2 separate regions of the Mus musculus genome follow, and region 1 is linked to region 2. The links are chromatin loops, found by intact Hi-C in ENCODE. Cell type or tissue: heart. All regions are shown on one strand.

Region 1 (8,000 bases), 300 kb after region 2:
CAAGCTGGAATCTGAATCTCGCTTGGTAACAATGTTTTACACCTGCCAGCTCCGAGAGCCTGCAGACCTAGCTCCAGACGCTGTAGCTAGTCTATTTGTTCATCCACATAGCGCGCTTTCCGTGAGGACGGCAGCCTAGCTCAGAGGCTGAGCCAGGCCCAGCCTCCCTGTCATTACCTCAGCTGTTGGCCCCTGAGCTCAGGTACCTCCTTTTGTTTCAGAATGGCTACACTCCTTTGCACATCGCTGCCAAGCAGAACCAGATAGAGGTGGCCCGCAGTCTACTGCAGTACGGAGGGTCAGCGAATGCAGAGTCGGTACAAGGCGTGACCCCACTTCACCTGGCTGCCCAAGAGGGCCACACAGAAATGGTTGCTCTTCTCCTGTCCAAGCAAGCCAACGGCAACCTGGGGAACAAGGTAAGGCCTTCTGAGTTTACCCTACAGCTTTGATGTAGGTGTCGGCTTCTCTGCTAAACATGTAGTTTGGAGACTACCAGCCCAGGAATGTCACCACCCACAATGGGCCCTCCCACCCTTGATCACTAATTGAGAAAATGCCTTACAGCTGGATCTCATGGAGGCATTTCCTCAAGAGAGGCTCCTTTCTCTGTGATAACTCCAGCTTGTGTCAAGTTGACACCCAAAACCAGCCAGTACACTGTCCCAGTGAGAAATCTGATGAGAAGTTCAAGAATGTGGTCCTTCTACTCCCAGAGTGGCCCACCCTCCTTACAGCGCTGTGGGCTGTGGGGCAGAGGTGGTAACGCATGCTTTCAGAAGGCCCAGCGTGGTTCCACATGCATGCTGCTTTCTTGGATGCTCCCTGCTCTGCCCTTGGGAAAAGCCAGTGGTAGCCTGTATCATCTAGAATAAGAAACCAAGGCACCTAGGTTTCCAATGGCAATAACAATTGCTACAATTGAAAGTCTTCAGTCAGCTAATCTGTCGCCTGTTGGCCAGCCCCAGCCACTGTTTACTGCATAAAGCTTTATTGGAACTCAGCCATGCCCAGTGGTTTCCATGTTGGTTAGAACTCCTTATTACCAGGATTGGCAAAGACACAGTCTTCATATTAGCAGTCTGGCCATGAACAGAAAAATAGCTGCCTGAACTTTCCCTTAAATTAGCCACCTGGCTCTTTTAAGCCCTCACCTTTCTTACTCTCTAGCCCTCCTTCTCTCTCTCCCTCCACCCTCTCTCCACATGGCCATGGCCGGCCTCTCTCTTTCTATCTTCTCTCCTTTCTCCTTGCCTTTCTACAACAAAGCTCTAAAACCATTTAAAAAAAAAATAGCCATCTGACACTCAGGAGGCCCAGGATAGGAAATTTTTTTGCTAAATAACCAGCCAGATAGCTAGATGGAGCTGCGTAGACTTGAGGAATTCAAGCCTCACTGCTCTGTTTCTGCAGACAGAAATTCTTCCCTGGCTTAAAGTTGGTGCACATCTGTTTCTTTTTAGAGTGGACTCACTCCCCTCCACCTGGTGTCACAAGAAGGCCATGTTCCAGTGGCAGACGTGCTGATCAAACATGGCGTCACCGTGGATGCTACCACCCGGGTAAGGCATGAAACCCGTGCCTGTGTCTGTAATGGATGTCTCTCTCCCTTAGCTGCATTCCCCAACACGATCCACCCAGGCATACCACCCCCCACCCCAAACCTTAGAACATCACAGAGGCATACCCTCACACCTTGAAATTGTCTCCTTCATGGAGACAAACCCTTGAGGATCAACACTGATCTGCTTCCTCCTGAGTCTGGAGACACCAGCGTTCATGATCACTATACCTGGGAGTTTTTTTAGTCTGCTAGATCTTTGAGTCTGTCATAGGAACTTGGATATTAAGTCTGGTCTCACACATGTAGAACGCATGCGAGGGAAAACACCAGGATTTCTCTGGGTTGCTTGGAAGTGCAACCCCTTTTATGCCAAGACTGTGTTGGGTGGAGTTTGACTTTCTCTCAAACGTGCCGTGGCAAAGAGCCCTGTGTCGTGGCTTAAGGGTGAGTGTATGGCAAGCACATCTGTCCCCAGTGACAGGAAGGAGTCACAAAATGAGACATCCAGAATAAGAAGGTGGCAGTCCAGAGGGAGAACAGAGCACCTCCAGCTGGTGGGATAAGGAACTGCATGGAAAAGAAGTACTGGTTCCTTTTGTTTCGGGATACAGGGCTGAGGATGTAACTCATGTAGAGTTTGCCTAGCTGTGTACAAGGCCCTCAGTTCCGTCCCCAGTGCTGAAAAAGAAAAACAACCCCCAAGAAAGGAACAGAGTAACGCCAGCAGCACCATGCACACATGCACCCCAGTTCCAGAGATGCACTACTACGATGTTGTACTGAAGACACCCCAAGAACTGCCTACAGCTTCAGCCAAGATCTCTTTAAAGCCCAAGGGCGTCCTGGACCTAGTTCAGAATTTGGGGGGTTCTTCCTGAAAGGATCCCGTTCTAGAGGTTAGAGCTGCCTCATAGATTACGAAGCCATCCCAGGACACAAAGGTCTGACCCATAGGGTCTGTGTTAAGAAGGTCTCTGGAATCTTCAGCTGGCTCCCTAGGGTCATACATGACCAAAGAGGGCCTGGCTTATCAGCCATTTGGGCAGGACACCAAGTAATCCAAGGGAGCAGAGCAGAGTCTGAACACGGAGGACGTGGAGCTGGCATGTGAGAGACCTGGGTTCATCCCTACCAAAGATAAACAAACGAAAATCAATAGGAAATTAGCACTGAGCCCATAGTCACACAGACAACCATGACCCATCACTTTAGATCACGGTCAGTCCCTACAAACTCTAGTAACTCAGCCATCACTTGTATGCTTACAGTGAGGCTCCGCCCCTCTTGTAGATGAGACAAGTCTGCTGCTGTTGAATATTGGCACGGCAGTACATGGCTGTCTGTCCGTCTAGTGCTCCTCTGAGCATAGACCAGTGTGTTACCCTCTCCTTCTAAAAAGAATGCTTCTTAGATCCCAGTACAACTCTCTCCAATCCCAGCCTCTCTAAGAGCTGCGCCGGACGTCGGTCCCCACTCTGTCTTCTCTCTGCTTCACATCAACTGCCCTTGCTCATCTCCCAGGCTATCAACTTTCCACCCAGCCCCTTCTTCCAGGTTCACGTCAGCCTCCACTTGTCTGCCGCCAAATCCTGCCCCTTCTCTAAGCAGCATCGGTGACATGTCTCATGGTAGCCCTCGCCCTTCCCCGACGGCTTCCTCCCCTCCCTTAGATGGTTGCTTCTGTAAGGATTCCATTTAAGAATGGCTCTGATGGAGCCTTGCCACCTACACCCATTTCTTGCCTTTCAGATGGGTTACACCCCGCTCCATGTGGCCAGTCATTATGGAAACATCAAGCTGGTGAAGTTCTTGCTACAGCACCAGGCAGATGTCAATGCCAAGACCAAGGTACCTTACACCCCTGGGCACTCACTTAGGAATCAGCCAGAGCCACTCAAGACCCCACCTCAGTCCTAAGTTTTGAAAAAAGGAAATGGGGTGGGGGGGGGAGCAGGAGGGATAGTAGATGGACTTTGGAGTTTGCATGCAGTTCTTTCCAGCAACTCTTAACCAACCCTGTCAAATGCCTGCCTCCCTTCGTAGCTAGGATACAGCCCCTTGCACCAGGCAGCTCAACAAGGACACACAGACATTGTGACATTGCTCCTGAAGAATGGTGCTTCTCCAAATGAGGTCAGCTCGGTGAGTACCTACCCGGTCCCGTTTGAGACAGATCAAGGGGCAATGCCAAGACCAAGGTACCTTACACCCAGCTCCCAGGCTAACATCTCCTGGGCGCTCACTTAGGAATCAACCAGAGCAACTCTGAGGCCCTGCCTCAGTCCTGAGCTTTGAAAAAAGGAAACAGGGGGTAGGGACAACCTAACTACATAGGTTGTTGACAGTCTTGGGTCTGCACAGAGCTGTGTGCCTTGCATATTCCAGGCTTAGACACTGGAGTGATCGTAGAATAGTGTTCCCAGCACCATGCCTCCTCTCCTCTGGCTCGTACCTATTTCTGCTGACACACCCTCTGGTGTGTTTGAAGCTGCCTTCACTATGACAGGAGTAGGCAAATTTAAGTGCTTTGGGCCTGCCTCAAAGACACCCCTAGCAGCCTTGGTGATTTCAGGATGCATTTCCTGCTCTCCTTGCGGGGGTGTGTAGGGTTACCTTGCAAGGCTGTTCCCAGCTTGGAAGGCTGTAGAGCCTTGCCTGTAGAAGTGTTTGCTGAGGGTCTGCACAGGGCTGAAGCCACGTGGACTCCAGGTCACATTCTGCAAGCAGAGAAGGATTTCACAGAGAACAAAAGCTTCGGCACTGTGCAATTTTCCCTGAGCTCTTCTGCCAGCTGGATCCTGGGGTTTCCTTACTGGCTCCTCCCCGAAGTGCTTGCCTGCCCTGGGAGCGGGGGCAGGTGGCAGCGGGGAGGGTGCCTTGTTCTCATGCCAAGGCCATATACCCAACACCTAGGGCTTACAGTTTGTCCTATTCTCCTTCCTGCCTTGTCCCATCTCTGTGGCCCCAAGGATCACATACTTATGCATACCTCTTCTTGGCTCCAAGGGCCAGTCTGTCTTTGTGGGCGCTTGTGAAGAATCCAAGGGTACTGGATCTGTGCTCAGGAGACAGACTCTCCTCTCTGACTCTCTCTCTTGTCTCTCCTTTGTCCTAGAACGGAACCACACCTCTGGCAATAGCCAAACGTTTGGGCTACATCTCTGTAACAGACGTGCTCAAGGTGGTCACAGATGAAACCAGTGTGGTGGTAGGTCTCCACCCCCTACCCCAGCTGTGGCCATGGGCCCTGAGGGTTACTGCCCAAAGTCAATGCCTCCCGCCTGGTAGGCACTGTTTAGCTACAGGTGGGGCATACTGCCACCTAGTGACCAAAGAATTGAATGGGCGAGGAAACGGGAAGTCTGGGCATGAGCTTCCAGATCAAATGCCTCCTGGGCCTGGCTTTCTTTGGCAACATATCTTTTCTATCACCTTTCCTGGCTGCTCATTTGGGGCAGTAGCAGGACAGAAACAAGTGTGCCTGGCTCCTTATGGGTCCCAGCCCCCGCCCTTTCTCTTTTCAGTTAGTCAGTGACAAACACCGGATGAGCTACCCTGAGACGGTGGACGAGATCCTGGACGTGTCTGAAGATGAAGGTAAAATCTTTGTGGATGAACTCAGGCTCCATTCTCTCAAGCATCCCTCAGAGCCCCTCAAACCTATCTAGCCTAAACATACAAGTATACAATGTAGCTAGGGAGACCCACTTCTTACAGACATTGCCTATTGACAAAATAACTCCTTTCAGATGATCTCGAGTCTTCATGGGCAAGTTAGTTGGTAGGTTTGATACAATTGCATTTGATCAAGAGCTGGCAACAGCTGCAGCAACATCTGGCTGCTGTTCTCCTTGAGCTTCAGTAACTAATAAGGCAGGTTTTTAAGACTGAGAACGCATACTGGTCAGCTGCCCTTCTGACCTAGTGGGGCAGAAAGTTTGAAGTCTTCTCCATTACCATTGGGTGATGGGTGATTAAGGTTTCAACTTTGTGATCTCCAGAGTATCTTTCACCTCCTTTCTCCCCACTCCCAAGTAAGCCCCAAATCAAGGGAACCCAGGATAGCGAGGATGGGCTTGATCTGTGGCCCCCTCTGTCTAGAATTTGGTGGTGGTATGACGGTCAGCTAGACAGTTCTAATGCCCCCTTCTTAATAACGTGCCTCTCACTATACTGGGTCTGATGCTTCAACTTGGCTCTTCTTTGCCTTCCAGGAACTGCTCACATATCTATAATGGGTATGAAATGCTTTCTGTTCCCTGTGGTCTTTCTCACCAGAGCACATCCCACCATAAGCACACAAGTTCCTCACTAACCCATGCCTGCTTCTCATCCTCCGAGGCCCGGCCCCACGCAGGGCCCAGAGCTGACTAAAACAGGATCGCACACCATGAAACCACCCCTGTATCTGTGTTCATGCCTCTGTGTTTGTGCTCATCCTGCATGAACAGTTCTATGTCCATCTTGTTGGCTCCCGGTCACAGGGACAGGGCTGCAGATCACCAGGGCCAGGGCTCCGGATGCAGTGGGAGAGCCAGGACGGGGCCCAGGGCCCAAACCACTGCTCTTAGTCAGGCCAAGAAGGGAAGGAAGGGGTGTGCAGGTTGCCAATTTAGGTGCGACTACAAACAATAAATCCAGAAGGAGGAATTTACAAGGTATAGAAGTAGGAATGGAAATAAAGGGAGGAACAGATCTGAGTCCTGTGCTGTTTGCCTCTCTGTAATTGCAGATTGGAATGATCTATAACCTAGGCAGGGTGTGTAGTTCATGCTTCTGATCCCAGCATTCAGGAAGTAGAAACAGGAGATCTTTGAGTTCAAAGCTAGCCTGGTCTATAAAGAAGTGCCAGAAGGGGGCTAGGAGGGGGAGAAAATAATTATCTGTAGCTGTGACTCTTTTTGTGGCAACGCTTTACACTCTGAAAGAGCTATTGTGTAAGGGTGAACTCAGCCAACAACAACAACAACAACAAAAAAAACCTTTCTGGCTTTGTTGTTTTTCTTTCCTGCAAAACAGAGGAACTAGGAACTGGCCACCCTGGGTTTTAGGGTTGGAAGAACAGGACTGGGGATAGCCATGTCTAACAGGCCCTTGGGGCACCAAAACCAAAAGTGCCCTCCACTTTTGAGGAGATATTGAGAGGTGGATTGGGAGAGGTGCTTTTCGAGAGCAAGAGAGATTTCCTGTCTCCAGCCTGCCCCTCACTCAAGCTCCTGGGTTTCAGGTGACGAACTTGTCGGCTCGAAGGCTGAAAGGCGGGACTCCCGGGATGTGGGTGAGGAGAAAGAGCTGTTGGATTTTGTGCCGAAGCTAGACCAAGTGTAAGATGGGCTCAGTCGGGGTGGGAGGATCAGGCTGTGGATGGCCAGGTGCAGCTCTGGGACTCGGAGTAGAAATGTAGGTGAAAGTCAGGCCCCCTGGGGGTCATTGGGATGGAGGGGTTTAGGCAAAAGCCAGTCCTGGGTGTGACTAGGGAGGGAGAGACAGATGTGCAGGGGGACATGGGTCAGCTTGTAGATCAGGGAGTCGTTTTGTCACCTGAGATGATGTAAGGGGTGAGTGAGTCAGGTCATTACAAGTGTGCTGAAGCCTGTCACTCAGGTGTCTTAGGAATGACGTCAGGGTCCGCTTCAAATGTTCTGCTCTTTGACTGTCTCATTTTCCTGCTTCATAGGGTGGAGTCTCCAGCCATCCCAAGGATCCCTTGTGTCACACCTGAGACCGTTGTGATCCGATCTGAAGATCAGGAACAAGTAAGGAGAGCCTTGGCTCCTCCCGCCGCAGGGGGAACGAGGACATTCCATGATTGCGTTTGTATGACCCAGGGACAGTAGGAGCTAAAGTATAAAAGATCATGACATGTACAGAACAGGTTCAGACCCATGATTCTGTGCGTCCCGTAGAACTCAATGCAGTTGATGTACCCATTGTTTCTACTGTGAGTTCTGGGAGCAAGGGGACTCAGGGTGAGGGAAACACTATCATAGCATGCAGTGATGCAGGGAGATGCTCAGGCCATGCAGTTGCAGGACCAGGAAGGAAGCCTTCCCTGTGTGGTGCAGCCTGGGCAATGAGGCTGACATGTCAGCTTCCTCTCTCTCTCTTTCTCGATGGGATGGCTGTGCCTTCCTTTCCTCATCACCCCCCAGAGACCCCAACACTGACAGAGGGGTACCAGAGCACTGCTCTCGGTAGAACTTGTGTTCATGACAGAACCCTGGTCAGTGCCTTCATAGCATTCCACCTGAATTCGTCCAGAAGGTTAGAGATAGTGGGTGAGAATATGTTCTTACAGTCCAATCTCCTCCGACAAAGATTAGACCATTGGCACTTTCTCCAGAGCAGGAACATTTCTCGGGAGAGGAGAGGGTTGATGTGATGGTGGTGTTGAAGGTTGGCCATGTCTGCCCTGAGGTCTGACAAGGTGGGCTGA
Region 2 (8,000 bases):
TCGGTTGGGAAAAAAGACTCAATTTTAAATATCTTACCACTTATTTAATACTGGTAATATGTTTGGGTCAAATGAAATATATTAAAATTTAACTTATCGTTAGCTTACCACGATTCCTATTCGAAACAGCATATGTGATGTGCTTTCTACTTCTCCTGAGCAGAGCCAGCCCCTGGAATCTTTGCCACTGTGATCTTTACTCATTCACTAAGGACCTATTCTCTGAATTATTTGTGCACAAAGCATTCCGCTGGATGCTTAAAAAAAAAATCTCTGGAGACACCCTAGTTTGTCTACAGTGACATCTCCAGGATGAGGCAGCTTTGCTGCACCCAGGGGTGGCCTAGAAGCGAACTGACTTGAGCTAGCACAACTGGTCACATTGCTAAGACCTGTTTTCCTAGTGCCCCAGGAGAGAGTCCAGATCGTCGGCTGCCAAGACAGCCATCGAGAGGTTGCAGCCCAGCAGCCTGCAAGCCTAGGGTATTGGAGGCCCTATGGGCCTTGGGGCTCCAGCCTGAAAACTGTCCAGAAGCAGGGACCCTGGTCCCAGAACTGTGCACCTGCGTTGCCATGGCAACGGCATTTGTAGCCCGGGACTCTTCCCGTACCTCTCTCCCAGGCGACGCCCAACGCAGCCCTTCCCATCCGCGCGCGCCCAGCCCAACCCTACCAGCTTCGACCAGGTCTCAGGCTCCGTTCCGGCTCCGCAGCGCAGTCGCGCTGCGCAGTGCTCCTTGCACGAAGGCTCCGCCCCCTCCTCACCGCTCTCACGTTGATTGGCCAGCCGCTCCCCGGCTGCCGCTCCTGCGCTCTGATTGATCGCCGTTCGCTTGCTAGGCTCTAGCATCCGATTGGTCTTTATTGAAGGTCCGGTAACCTTCAATTGGTGTAGCTCTGAGACTCCAAGCCCCGATTGGAGGATGAAGACAGTCGGTCATCCAGTCACAAAGGGCCTCCGGGGAGCTAGAAAGTGACCGGAAAGGTAAAATGATTCCCGGGATGCTTCTAATTTAATGCATCACAGATAACCAATCATAACTAACCTCCATTACACAGGTGCACTTAAAAAGCGACTGCTTGCCGGGCCTGTGGCGCAGGTCTTTAATCCCAGCACTCAGGAGACAAGCAGAAGTATCTCAGTGAGTTCGAGGCCAACCTTGTTGTCTACACAGGGAGTTCCAAGCCAGCGGGAAAGAACCGGGAAGAATAGAGGAAAGGAGGGGAGGGGAGAAGACAAGAGAGGAAAGGAAGGGAGAAAAGTAGAGACGTAGTGGGGAGGGGGGAGCAAGGCAGAGAAAGAGTGACAGACAGACAGATAAGACTGACTTCTCCTTCCAGACTCTCAGTTCCCAGATCCGATAATGAAGGTGTTGGGGCAGGTCTTTGAAACCACCTTAAATTTAAAGAGATCACAGGTTACTGTGACTCGGGAAAGTGTGAAGCAGAGATCCGATGGAAATTTTATCTTCAGTTAGATTAAAATGAGGCATTCGGTAAGATGAAGTGTGAAGGGGGTTGCAAAAACTGCTGGGCACACTGTAAGATGAAATGACAAACTGCGGTGATGACGGTCGTGCCAATCTAGATGAGTCTCCGAAAGGTCTCTGGCAGTACCTAAAAACAAGAGGCCCTACCTCAAATCAGATGGAAGGTGAGGAGTGATATTCTGACTCCTACAAGTGTTTCCATGCACAAATGCAAACGCGTACCTCATACATGCAAAAACGGGTGTGTGTGTGTGTGTGTGTTTATTTTCCCTTTCGTTTTGTTACTTGAGACAGTTTCGCTGAACAATTCTGGCTGGCCGGGAAGTCTCCAGATCGGGACAGCTTTGAACTGTTTCCCTCTGCCTCCCGCCTCCGGAGTGCTGGGATTAAAGGCTTGTGCTGCCCACCTGGTCGCTACTCACCCGGGGCCGGGCGCGCGCGGGGGAGGGGTGTGAGAAGAAATTTTAAAAATAATTTCAAAGCTTAAAAAAAAAAAAAAGAACGATTTGTGACATTGCCTCATACGTCCCGTTTGAAATTACAGAAGAAATAGTCATCAAATGAGAAGATTTCCGGAGGAAGAAAAGAGATTGGTCCAAAAAAAAAGAAGTTTTCAAATAACATACTTAGTTTCTAAGTAGTTATTTAGATAAAGATTACTCTCAGAAGCAAACCAAACCTCTGCTTTGCAAACATTTGTCTACTGTGTGCCAGACCCAGCTGCTTCCTGTTCATCAAATGTGGGTTTTTTTGTAGCTAGAAGTGAAGACCAGAAAAACTTCCTCTGTCAAGTCACCTCCTGGGTTTCCTTTTCTCTGCGTGGCTTACTTAGCATTGCCTGAGTGTTACAGGTGGCCTTTTTATCATTTGAGAATGAGTTTTCAAGTTTTGTTAAAAGTTGACTCAGTGAGATGTGACGCAGCTGCCCCAGAATTCCCTTCAGCATCTGCCTTTATTAAGTACAATGTAAGGAAGACCGTGACCACTCCCTCCCACAGACCAGACGCGGAAATGTGACTTTGTATAACTCGTCCTATGCTCCTCAGCACACAGACACCAGCCTATTTTTCTCTGCACACTGTTCCGCCTTCTCTCTCTTGATCTATTCTCTTAGGCTGTACTCCCCCCCACGCCCAGTTCCCCAGACAGATCTTGTAAGCTCCATCTGTCCTCATTCTAGGATTCCTCAGACAGCTTATAGGCGTGTGGACCTATAAGAACCTCCCAACTCCCAAATTCACGTGGCAGCCAAAGATTTTTTTTTTCTGGCGCTATAGATTTTTTTTTATTTTTTAAAAAGTTCCTTCATAGAATAGACAAAGTAAATATTGAGAATTTCATCAAAAATACAAGTTCTTTGAAAGTGCATAATCATTGAAAATAACCATCTGAAACACAAAACAAATCATCTTGATTGTTTACATAACCATTCTGTCTTTTCAGCCAAGAAAGCTCTAGCTGTTCAAATGTGAACGCCACTAGAAAAGCGACAATAGGGAGTCCCACGGAGCTTTTGCGCAGCGGCGGACTGGGCAGTGCGCTCTTGGCCACGGAAGGTGGCGCTGCTGAGCCTGCGGGGACAGGCTCTCTGGACCCAACCATCCTGGCTAAAAAAGAAACTTGCGGCTTCCACAGTGAATTCCCGGGGGTGACTCCTTTCTAGTCCACCGCAAAGGCGGGAAATAAAGCCGGCCCCCGCGGACAAAGCGGCGCCTCCACCCACGCAGCTGCGGGGAGTCGGGAGGGTAGGGGAGGAGGCGGAGGATGGTTGCCATGGCGACGAGCCAGCATCTGAAGCCGCTGAATGGACTCTTTGTTTTGAAGCCAGCTGACGGGTGGTGCGGTTTCTAAGGTGCAGGGGGAGGCGGGTCTCGCCGGAGTCACTCGGGTTGCGCTGCGGGGACCATCGGCTCCCACGCAGGCCTGCCCTGGGATGGCGCCGGACACCTGCTTCCTGTCCACATCGACTCCGCTAAGGACTGGGCGAGCAGGCTCAGGGAAGCCAAACAGAATCAGTTTGCCGGAAGAAAAACAGAAAGGGAGCTCCTTACAGAGACTAGAAGTGGCCAGCGCTGGCCTCTCCCTTGTGAAAGTTGGTCCCTGGGGCGAGCTGAAGGGGTAGAGATTTCCCTGAGTACTCAATAATCAGTATGTATGGTATGGGGTAGCGAGTGTGAGCGCTGGCGTGTGTATTTGCATTTCAGGAAGTGGTTGCTTAGGCAGCTGTGAGACTAGCGGTTGGGAAATGGAAACTCTCAGAGCAGCCTGTAGTTTTCAGTTTTGCCGTGTGTACTAAGCGCTATGTGTAAAGCAAAAGCAAAAGTTTAAACAAGTTTAAACAAGGAACGTCCGTGTGTTGGAATACCCTCTGTCTACCTAATGGGCTTTGGAACACTGGAGAGCACCCGAAACTTTATTTAATACTTGAATTTTAAAAAATATGCAGGCATAAACTGATACCACTAGCCTGCAGACAGGTCATCAGGCAAACGGAACAGCAAAACCTGCCGTCCTTCTCATCTTGTAGGATGCGGAAGGAGATCGTCATTATTGAAGAAGCTCATTGCATAATTCAGCCATAACAGCGTTCTTTCACCAAAGTTCTAAAGAAGATTTATAAGTAGGGAAGGTTTTTCTCAAAAGTTTGGGTCCATGGCTTCTTGGTTTAGGGCTTGTGGCCACACCTGTGAGGGAGTACGCTGAAGGAGCCTCTACTTTGGATATTTTCATCACGGGGAAGCGAAGACTGAGATAGGATGGGGGTCCGAGTTCCAACCCCCCTTCAAAAACACACGCTCAATTGGCTTGATTCCTTCAGCTATCTTTCAACAGCATCAGAGGCAGGGGGTCAAACCTTTTGGGATGTATATGCTCAGATCTAAACTATAATACTGCTATCTATTGTAAGATCAAAGTAGCCACGGGGACCCTCCCTAAATTAACCATATACAGACATCATATCAAGAGCAGTTTTTCTCGTAAAATGGTGTATTGTTAATGAAACAATTAACTTTTAAAGAATTTAAGAAAGAGAGAGATCTTGAGGTTGGGTGGGTAAGAAGATGGGGAAGATCTGGGAGGAGTTGGGGGAGGGGGAGCATATGATCAAAACGGAAAAAAAAATAAAAGTAATGATGTATTTTACTATCCATGGGTGTAGGTGCACACACATTCACAACACAGGTCGTGGTCTGAGGACAACGCTAAGGCGTCTGTTCTCTCCTGCCATCTCCTCAGATCTGGGAGGGAGACTCCAGTCCCCAGGGCTCCATACAAGCACCTCTACCCACTGAGCCACCTTGGTGGCCCAAATAAGAAACTTAGGAATTCCAATGTCACAGATGATCTCTCTACATAGACAAAAGGAACTTCCTCAGGGTAACAAAGGTGACCAATAGGAGGCAGAAGAGGCAAGCATGGGGAGGAGAGAGAGATTGGGTACAGTATATACATGAATTTTAAATTAGCTATTACTTAGTGATTGCGTGTTTCATCTATTTGAACACTTACCGTGTGCCTCACTGAGTCCCACATTAAGAATTTGATGGGGATTATTTCATCTATAAAACGTTCCCTATTTTACAAGGGAAGAAACAGTTATGCCCTAATTGCCCCAATTTCACACAGTTAAGGCAGCTACAGGGTAGATTTGAATTCATGCCTGAAAACCCAGACTTTATACAGGGAGGCCTCAAGTATCACAGAGCACATAACGGAGCTGAAACTGCCTTTGCCGAGGTGACCGAGGTGACTGCCACTGTTTTCCTTGACTTTCAGACAACTGGGGCTGGAGTTAAGCCTCTGTCCTTTTTGTCTTGCAGGGGACCGCAGTGCGATTCCCAGCACCTATGTGGTGGTTCACAATAGCCTGTAACTCCAGTTCTAAGGGCTCTGTCACCCTCTTCTGACTTCTGTTTGTTCCTGTATGCACACAGTGCAGTCAAGCACACGCATACACATAAAAATATTTTAAATAAAGGAAATTGTTGTGTTCACCTCTACAACATTTTGATGCCTCTGGAAAGCAGAGAAGGTTGGGCAGTGTGTTATCCAGACTGACAGTAGCCTGTGAGCCCAGGGTAGGAAAATAGATGTTGAGGGACTTGTACAAGTTACTACCTCCTCTCCTCCTCAGTCTAGAGCCTCTGCCCGGGAAAGAGCAGTAGTGGTTACTCTCCTGCACACCCAAGAAGAGTCTCGTCTGTGCCTGTGGGTATCACCTGCTTCTAAGAGTGAGAGGCTGTAGGTGTGCTTAGGCAGCAAGCCAGGTGACTTTGAAAGTTTGTTTCTTTAAGCTGGGAAGGACTCTCTGGAAGCTCCTCCACCCAGCTAATGGTTGGCTTGTGCTGACTTGTTTGAAGCATCCGTGGAATTGGCCACAGTACAGCATTCTCGTGAAGCACGGAGAATTCTGTGTGACGACGGTGGCACATTAACTTTGTTCCGTGTCACTCGTAAACGTAGGGAAACGGCGCTTCTGACTGACAAAGGTCAGTATATGGGCACCTACATTTCTTTCACATTTTTGACAGATTTGAATTTTTTTTTCTAATCAGATGTTAGGGAAAATTGGATTATGATCTGAAACTTCTATTTTCTTCAATTTTATGAGAAAAAAAACCCCAGATATTAAGAGAGTGGTTAGAATTTTTTGTTTTAAAAAACCTATATACTTACCCCCCCACACACACACACCCGGAAGAAACTTCAATTAAGATCACAGGGAGACTATGAATAATAAAAATACAAGGCAAGGTGTAGGCATAATTTTTTTGCAACCTACTTTTAATTCAACCTGTCCTCTAGCCCGCCCCCCAGCAGAGGGAGGAGGAAAGTTATCAGGATCTGGGGGAGGTGGATCTGTTAAGCAATAGTTCTTTGGGGGTGAGCTCGATCTTCCGGGGCAGCGGTTCGGTCCTGTAGCCAACCCCAAATACGACTCAGCAGCTACAGTCCAGTCCTTTCGGCAAGCAGACTCCAGGCAGCTGCAGTTCAATCCTAAAGCAGCCACCAGGCTCTCCAACCGGCCTGAGGTGAGGCCGCAAACGTGGCGAGCTGCTGCAGGAACCTCAAGATCAGCTCTTGGGCGAGCTCCTCTCAGTGTCAGAGTTATCACAAGCTGGGCTCAACAACGCTATGTAAGGTGAACCAACACATGCATGTCTTGATCAAAGAATAGCGAGGCAGAGCAAACCAAAGCTCAGTGCTCATCTCCCACTGTCTGCGGGGTCATATTTATACTCTGTCATCACCGGTCTTTCCACGTGTTTGCTATATCCAAACATCCTTTCACCTGTGTGCCCCAGCAAAACATCATTTGATGCAACTAACTTTCCAAAGAACTGGACGTCTCTGCTTCAGTGCGGCTTCAGAAACTGAACATTTCAGTGACTTAGAGCTTGAAGACACTTTGAGGGAAGTATTTGGACATGTTCTAATAAAATAGGTTTCCCGTGTTATTGTCGGGTGGTCAGCGAATGGCTCTAACGCTAACTGCGTGGGAGTGGGATGCTGCCTCCCTCCTCTCAATTTTAAATGTCCATCACTCAGTTGATCCTGGGTCTCACGTAGCCATCTTTGTACACTGGCATCTAGCAGAAGTTCCTGGAGAGACTAGGGTCTCACAGAGATTGGTGCCGAACTGCCTCCTGTTCATTCTTTTATTCTGACAAGTATGTCTTCCTCTCCACCCATGGCTGCCAACTGCTCAGTAACCAGATTTCCGTCCATGTTTCAGCACACACGTCTATAAATAGATTTAAAGTGGGAAGCGGCTGGAGAACGCCACGTAGTGAGCTTGAGCTGGTCAGTCTTAATGATAATTCTTAGCTTAGTGGTATTTTTTATATAATATAAAAAATGATAAGGATACAAAGAGCTAAGTATTTATCCATTAGACTGGGAGAGAAAAAGTAGAAGAGGAGAAAAATACCAAGAGTTAAAATTGATGCAAATGAATACTGATTGTACAATCACAGCTCTGTGAGAGATTTGAAACTAAAAGTTTTTTTCATAGGATTCTTTGGAAATAAATCTAAAGATCTTTTCCGAGCAACATATAAATTAGAAATAGTTGCAGAAAAAGTCAGAATGGTCCATTATAACAGAAGAAAATGGAAATGTAGCTAAATATCATCCATTAAAATATGACACAGTATTATGGAACAAGAACAAGACAATATGAAAAGGATAACTAGGAATGAGAAAGATATCCAAGGTTAAGTCTAGGACATTTGCAGAAATGCAAAAAAATCTACAAAACAGAAGAAAACAATAAAACCCAGCTAGATCACAGATCAGTGCCGACTCTACTATTTTATGCCCAGGGATGCTATTGATAAGAGATGAACAAAGCTATATATATATTTTTAAGTCTAGTAACAGTGGTGGTGTACACCTTTAATCCCAGCACTCAGGAGGCAGAGGCAGGTGAATCTCTTAGTTCCAGACCATCCTGGTCTATAGAGTGAATTCTAGGTCAGCCGGGCTACAGAGAGAAACACTGTCTTT

What was found. A loop is a pair of places that touch in the nucleus more often than their neighbours do. Peaks named below come from ENCODE experiments on the same cell type or tissue, not always from the same donor. Only the 100,000 strongest peaks of a DNase experiment are listed, where the experiment ranks them.
Region 1: it touches region 2 in a loop (4-fold over the local background); 10 of 42 quality-filtered maps call a loop at or near these places.

Annotation. Positions count from the first base shown.
Region 1 is chr8:23,104,569-23,112,568 of GRCm38, forward strand. Ank1 (ankyrin 1, erythroid) reads left to right here. Exons shown (of 44, transcript NM_001110783.3): 17 at 222-419; 18 at 1,464-1,562; 19 at 3,314-3,412; 20 at 3,608-3,706; 21 at 4,680-4,772; 22 at 5,089-5,161; 23 at 5,779-5,802; 24 at 6,792-6,888; 25 at 7,242-7,320. Among named protein-coding and RNA genes, the nearest start is that of Mir486, 34 kb to the right of the region's middle. In heart, CTCF peaks have their summits at 2,125 and 4,889 (motif pointing left); a DNase peak (open chromatin) is centred at 4,893; H3K27ac peaks cover 200 bases; H3K27me3 peaks cover 1,976 bases.
Region 2 is chr8:22,804,903-22,812,902 of GRCm38, forward strand. It overlaps Ap3m2 (adaptor-related protein complex 3, mu 2 subunit), which reads right to left and starts at 752. Exons shown (of 9, transcript NM_029505.3): 1 at 674-752. It overlaps Gm46036 (a long non-coding RNA gene), which reads right to left. Exons shown (of 3, transcript XR_001778526.2): 3 at 7,091-7,236. In heart, CTCF peaks have their summits at 3,050, 3,764 and 4,875; DNase peaks (open chromatin) are centred at 799, 1,759, 2,519 and 3,159; H3K4me3 peaks cover 4,121 bases; H3K27ac peaks cover 3,311 bases.